Regions from separate parts of the Mus musculus genome. Here region 2 is linked to region 1. Evidence: chromatin loops called from intact Hi-C (ENCODE). Cell type or tissue: heart. All regions are shown on one strand. Links, peaks and the distances in the headings refer to the core of each region. The heading gives the core; the rest is flanking DNA.

What was found. Hi-C counts contacts between places; a loop is a spot of excess contacts. Peaks named below come from ENCODE experiments on the same cell type or tissue, not always from the same donor. Only the 100,000 strongest peaks of a DNase experiment are listed, where the experiment ranks them.
Region 2: it touches region 1 in a loop (2.1-fold over the local background); 2 of 42 quality-filtered maps call a loop at or near these places.

What each region holds. Positions count from the first base shown.
Region 1 is chr10:85,043,887-85,046,801 of GRCm38, reverse strand. No RefSeq gene overlaps it. Among named protein-coding and RNA genes, the nearest start is that of Gm34633, 41 kb to the right of the region's middle. In heart, for the core only: a CTCF peak has its summit at 1,276; DNase peaks (open chromatin) are centred at 1,241, 1,871 and 2,241; H3K4me3 peaks cover 1,412 bases; H3K27ac peaks cover 1,396 bases.
Region 2 is chr10:84,967,759-84,970,673 of GRCm38, reverse strand. Ric8b (RIC8 guanine nucleotide exchange factor B) reads right to left here. Exons shown (of 10, transcript NM_183172.2): 5 at 583-811. Gm34633 (a long non-coding RNA gene) reads left to right here. Exons shown (of 3, transcript XR_003948930.1): 3 at 175-302. Among named protein-coding and RNA genes, the nearest start is that of Gm34633, 35 kb to the left of the region's middle. In heart, for the core only: a CTCF peak has its summit at 1,593; no DNase peak of the experiment used is centred there; H3K4me3 peaks cover 598 bases; H3K27ac peaks cover 2,145 bases.

The DNA.
Region 1 (2,915 bases), core at 187-2,686:
ATGATTTCTTCACAACGGTTGAGCCAACCAAGCAGGCAAATCGCACTTTGGTGTTAGCGTTTACTTCAATACCTTTAATGTATGGAAACCTGCGGGTGACATAAAAACAAAGAGCACAACCTATCCCTTTGTCAGGACAGAGCTGGGGAAAGATGCAGGGAGAGAAGTCTGTGCACATAACATCACATTTAATTTGAATTCTGCTGCTCGAGCAGATGTAAAACACAGCTGAAGATACTTGCTACTTTGAATGGAGATTTCATTGGGGGAGGGGAGGGCTCACCTCATAGACTTATACAGTAAACATTGATGGCCCTCAGTGTGCAGATCTCCTTTCCTGCCCCACTTTTAAAACATTCTCTATTTGACAAAAGCAGCAACATAGCCTCACTATCTTATTATGATCTCAAATCCAAACCATTTATTCATTCGTTCATGATAGAAATAGTTCCAAGTCCTGAGGTCGGGGACCCCTAAGAAAGAGTTAGGGGAAGGACTGAAGGAGCTGAAGGGGAGGGCAACCCCATAGGAAGACCAACAGTGCCAACTAACCCAGACACCTGGGAGCTCCCAGAGACTAAACCACCAACCAAAGAGCATACACGGGCTGGTCCAAGCCCCCTGCACATATGTAGCAGAGGACTGCCTTGTCTGGCCTCAGTGGGAGAGGATGTGCCTAATCCTGTAGAGACTTGATGCCCTAAGGAAGGGGGATCATGGGGGAAGGGGAGGTGTGGGTGAGGGAGGGTGTGGGTGGGTGGAAGAGTACTCTCTCAGAGGCAAAGAGGAGGGTGAAGAACTCGGGAGGGGAGACCAGGAAGCGGGGGCAACATTTGGAATGTAAATAAATAAAATAGTTTAATTTTAAAAAAAGAAATAGTTCCAGGTCAAATTGCATATGATTATTTAACTATTCTTCTTAATGTTCCCTAGCATTCTTTTTTAACGTGTTTCTTATTCGTTCTACCCAATACTGATTTTATTAAGGTATAGGTGCATGTATCCTGTGCTTTGACCATGGTCGTTCCCTCTCTTTCCTCCCTAGGGTTCCCATTCGCTCCTCAACTATCATGCCCTGTATATTATCTTCGTGACTACTTTTTTTCAGCGCATAAGTGTTTGTTTGTATATTTATTCCCGTTGCTCGGAATGTATTTAAGAGCTTAGAAGATGTGCACATATCCAGTGAAGTTAGTGTTCCTGCTGTCACCCCTCCACCGAGACCCGCTTGGAGTGCCTCAGAAAGATCTAGATGCTAATAAACCCAGGCAGACTGCTAGAGGGCAGTAGAAGCGCGTGCTGCTTTTAGTCCCCGACCAGCTCCGGATCAAGGCAGGCTCTTCCCTCCCATTTCAAAAGGGAAGGCCGAGACCCCTCCAGAAGGAAAGGCAGCAGCCATCAAGTTTACCTGACCAGTTACTCAAACAATCTAAAAGCAGAATTGCATGCAGATCACCTGCTTTTTAATGATTTAATATTTACGGCATTTTTTTTTTTACATATAGGTACATTGGAAATTTTTTTAATGTTTTGTGTAAAAGCTTTTTGTTTTGTTTTGTTTTTGTTTGTTTGTTTGTTTGGAAAATGACAATTCAAAAGAAGGAGGATGCAAATAAGTGTCTTTCTGTTTCCCACTCAGTTCTGCTGCTGGAGAGAAACTGCTCACCAAGTCCCAAGACCCAGAGATAGTTGAACTAAATGCAGGCTGACTTCTGGTGCCCTGTCTGCGGTGCAAGCGGGGGTGGGGAGCAGGCGGGCAGAATTCACGCACAGAATCTAGAGTAATGTGAACAAAAGCGTGAACGCTGTTGACCCCAGGCAAACGTCTCCATCACCCACCCACCCAGCCGTGCTCCCCAAAAGGAAATCTACAAAGGTTTCTACGCTCTGAAGTGCCCCCCCCTTCTTCTTCCTGTTGATTTAACAGATCCGAAACCCTACCAGCGGCACCCACAGTATCGATCTTGGTAAATCCTGCCTTCTGAAGCTGTCCCTGGTGTAATTAAATTACTGTAAATACAATTAGAAAGTCCCTCTAGGTGGTCTGTGTGACACTAGCCCCAAAGGAATTGTCTTGAAATATCTGAATCCAAAGTAAAGAGGAAAGTGGCGGAATCCCCTTAATCTTTGGGGCCAGTCCTTTGAGGATTTGTGGCTGTGAAATAACCGGAGGCTGGGGGGAGAGGGGGTTAGGCATAGCCAGCGGCACTTTCAGGAGACATTTTTTTCTGTACCCGGGCCTTCAGGGTCAGTGTGGGGGCTCCGGTCTCCACTGCCAGCTTCCTGCCCCCTCCCCTTGTCTTCTTTCCGAGGCCTGACCAGTGATTTGCAATTCGCTTTCATTCTGGCTGAGCAGGGTCCTGGCCAACTTCGCATCCAGCACTTGTGCACAGGGTTGGGAGCTGTTGCTATGTGGTCCACGTGTGTTGCTCAACAAGCTTAAACTTTGCCTAGCCCGTGCTAAACTAATTTGCGTCAATTTGTCTACATCATGCCAACAATCGTTCTGAATAGGGCATACAAGGCTGTTGAGAAAGGGCCTGGGACCAGATGCCGCCGGCCATTCTGCCGAGCCTCGAGATCTCTAGTTCTTCTCCATGGTTTCGTCATATCCTAGTGACAATGTTAGTTTTTCCACTGTGGAGTTAAAACTTTTTTTTTTTTTTAAACAAAAGACACTGCCTATACAACAGGCAATCCAACCGATTTTTTTTTTTTTGTAAGAAAGAAACTGTTGACACACTGTTTCCTAACAACCCCCTACCCTCAGTTTTAAAGAAGCAAAGAGTGTGAAGTTTTAAAGAAAACGTTTATGCAGCTGTGACCAGGTACTATACAAACTGTCCTTCTTTTAGACTAAAACTGTAAGCCTAAAAGCCGATTGCTTTTTACAGAAAGATAATTTTAAAATAAGA
Region 2 (2,915 bases), core at 132-2,631, 76 kb after region 1:
CTCCATGTCATCTGAGAATAGGAAGACTTTCTTGAGGGGAGGGAGGGGAAAGGGGGGAGGATACCAACGTTTACAAATGACTTTAAAAGTTACTTTATGTAATATTTCCATAAGTTATCTTCATTTTACTATGTGGTTTTATCTTTCCTGCTTCTTCCTACATTTTTCTCCTAGGGTTTACACAAGCCCAGCCAATGTGCTTCAAAGAAGCAAAGGATTTTGAGACCCATCTATGTGACACTGCTGCCTTTCAGGAGAAACTGAGTGACAGACTAGAGAAATTTGAAGACAAAATACTTTGAACATGTCATTTGGAGAGGTTAGTTTTTACTTCTGACATTTACAGGGCAGCTAATTTTTCCTTTACTTTCAGACATTAGTTATAAATTTGGTGTAAAATACAATTTGAACATTACATAAATTCCTTGGTTTCTTCCAATGTGTCATTATCATGGTAATGTTCTTGGAGAAGTAGAACTATATAGCATGCCAAGCACCAAGGACAAGCTGTGCGCTCATGCTGTGTCATCTCTATGCGGGGCACATAGGGCTTAGGTGCGCCTTCCCACTCCAGCAGCTTACCTTATCAATTCTCTTCTCCATAAAATTGAGTAAAACGTGAATGGCCTCCATATTCATGCCATTGTATACCATGGTACTGTTTTTCAAAGCTGTGTCTTTCTCCGTTGTTTTATCACTGGGCAGTTCATCTAGAGTTGCTGCCTCTTGGGCTGTTTCTTCATGGGTTAATGGACAAATGAGAACATCCAAACAAGAGACTGGAACATTGCTTAAAAGGTTGACGGCATTACTGAAAGGCAATTTGAAAATACAATTATTTTAATTTGAGTGAATAGGCTTTTAAAATGCAAACATAATACAAAGTTCAGAGGTGACTTTTAGGAGTCAATTAAAATTTTTCTTTTTCAAACTGAGCCATTAATATGACTTGGCATTTACTAAAAGAAAAGAAAGACCTGTCTTAACCATACCCACGACAAAGTAAAAAGGAGCAATGGTAAACGGACAGACACAATGACAGGACAGCACGCCACCTTCTGAAACACTGAACAGGAATCAGGCAGCTGTAATGCCAGCTCTTTAATCTACTGTGACAATGGTGGCTCTGCATGCTCGTCAGGGCCTGAGCTGCTTTTGTGGGTCCAGTGCTGTTTATTGTCCCTCCGATTACAGCACCAAGCACTTGAGAAGCAATGTGATAAGCAGCTTATCACAGGCAACAACATTAAAGAGAAACACTACAGTATCAAGACTTGGGTTTTTTTTCTAATGTACAAAATACAATTTTTTATATTTCAAGGGAAAGCACAGTGCCCCCTTTCCTCTCTCACCGTTGGCTCTCACACTACTGTCCCATCTCTGTCCCAGGCCTTGTGACTTCCCTGGATTGTATAGGAGCCTGGGATGCACACCAGCAGGGGACCCAAACCTTGTATTTTGGCATTCCCTAAAAACCTTGTCCTAGCGCCCAGTATTCAAGAGGATAAAATGGTAGTAGAGATTCAGACCGAGGCATGTTTGCAAAGGAGATCTTTCTCCACATACCGTTTCACAGTTTTATCTGCCAGGAGAGGCAGTGTTCCTATGTGAGCTGATTTAATAGCCTGTACCCCAGGACTTCCTGGTAAACAACAATGGAAAGACAGGCATTACATTTCCTAGTGACACAGAAGCACGTCTAAAAATAACCACATCCTGACTAAAAATAAACCCTTGCAAATGTAGTTTAAAAGTATAACCGCCTGGAAACCAAAGTCAGGGCTTAATCCAGCCGATGCTGTCTTAATTCAGATCATAGCAATTTAAACGTAATTCATAGTGACATTCTAAAAAATAAAACAAAAAGAAAAACAATTTGAAGCATGGTTTTATTTCCCATGAATCAATATTTTATTCTCTTTATATTATGGAAAAAATTTTAAAAAATCATTTCTGAAAATCCGTTATAAATTAGACAGTACAGAAAATGAGTGACAATAAAGAGTGGTATGAACTGTGGGTCAGGAAACAAGTGAACTGTTGTTATGAACACATGGTCGCTGGTAAAGCCTAAGTTACGGTTGTCCTCACTGAAGCTGCTGTCAGTGCCACACACTCTCTGTCCTGTCATTTATGACTCTCAAAGGCAATTAAAGTACAACACTTTCCACACAAACTTTAGATTTCTTTTCTTGCAAGCTTCCAGGGTACCTAATTTATACTTTAAAATGGCTTGCTTCTCACTTAAGCATTTGGAAACTATTATTATTAGGAACCAGAGTCACTCGGGAGAAGAGAGAGGAAGAACTTTACCTAAGAATTACTCTCTAAACCGGTACAAGCCATTCCAAAATGCTATGATTTCCCCCTAAACACAAGACGGCCATCTCTGGAAAGCATCAGCAGTGTGACCCTCTGCATCTATCCCAGACCAGGCTGAAGAGTTTGAGAGTCGCTCTATTACAAAGGGCTGGTTCTCCTTTACATCCACTTCCAGGAGGAATGTTTAGAAATTCAGCATATCTAGGAAGCCAAATGTAGAGCTGGAATCAACAAATATTTGGATGTTTAAGGCTTTTCTTCTCATTACCTATTGAACTCAGTTCTCAAACAGCTACAAAATTAATTTTCTGGCTCGCTGTGTTCGAGCTATTCTTTTTAAGCAGGAAGGTCAGCCTTCTGAGCTCTGTCATTCTCTGACAGTTTTATTTGTGGTAGAAGAGTACATGAGATTCTCCAGCTTCCAGAAGTCGGTGCCAATGCACAGGTTTGCACAATGGTGTTTGCATTCCTACTCCAGGGGGTAGAAATGCTGTGTATATTACTCTCCTTTCCAGTTCCCAGAGACCATTAATCACTGTGCTGTGACACCCCACCCCCCCAGCTCAGGCTCCCAGCCCCTCCTGATACGCAGA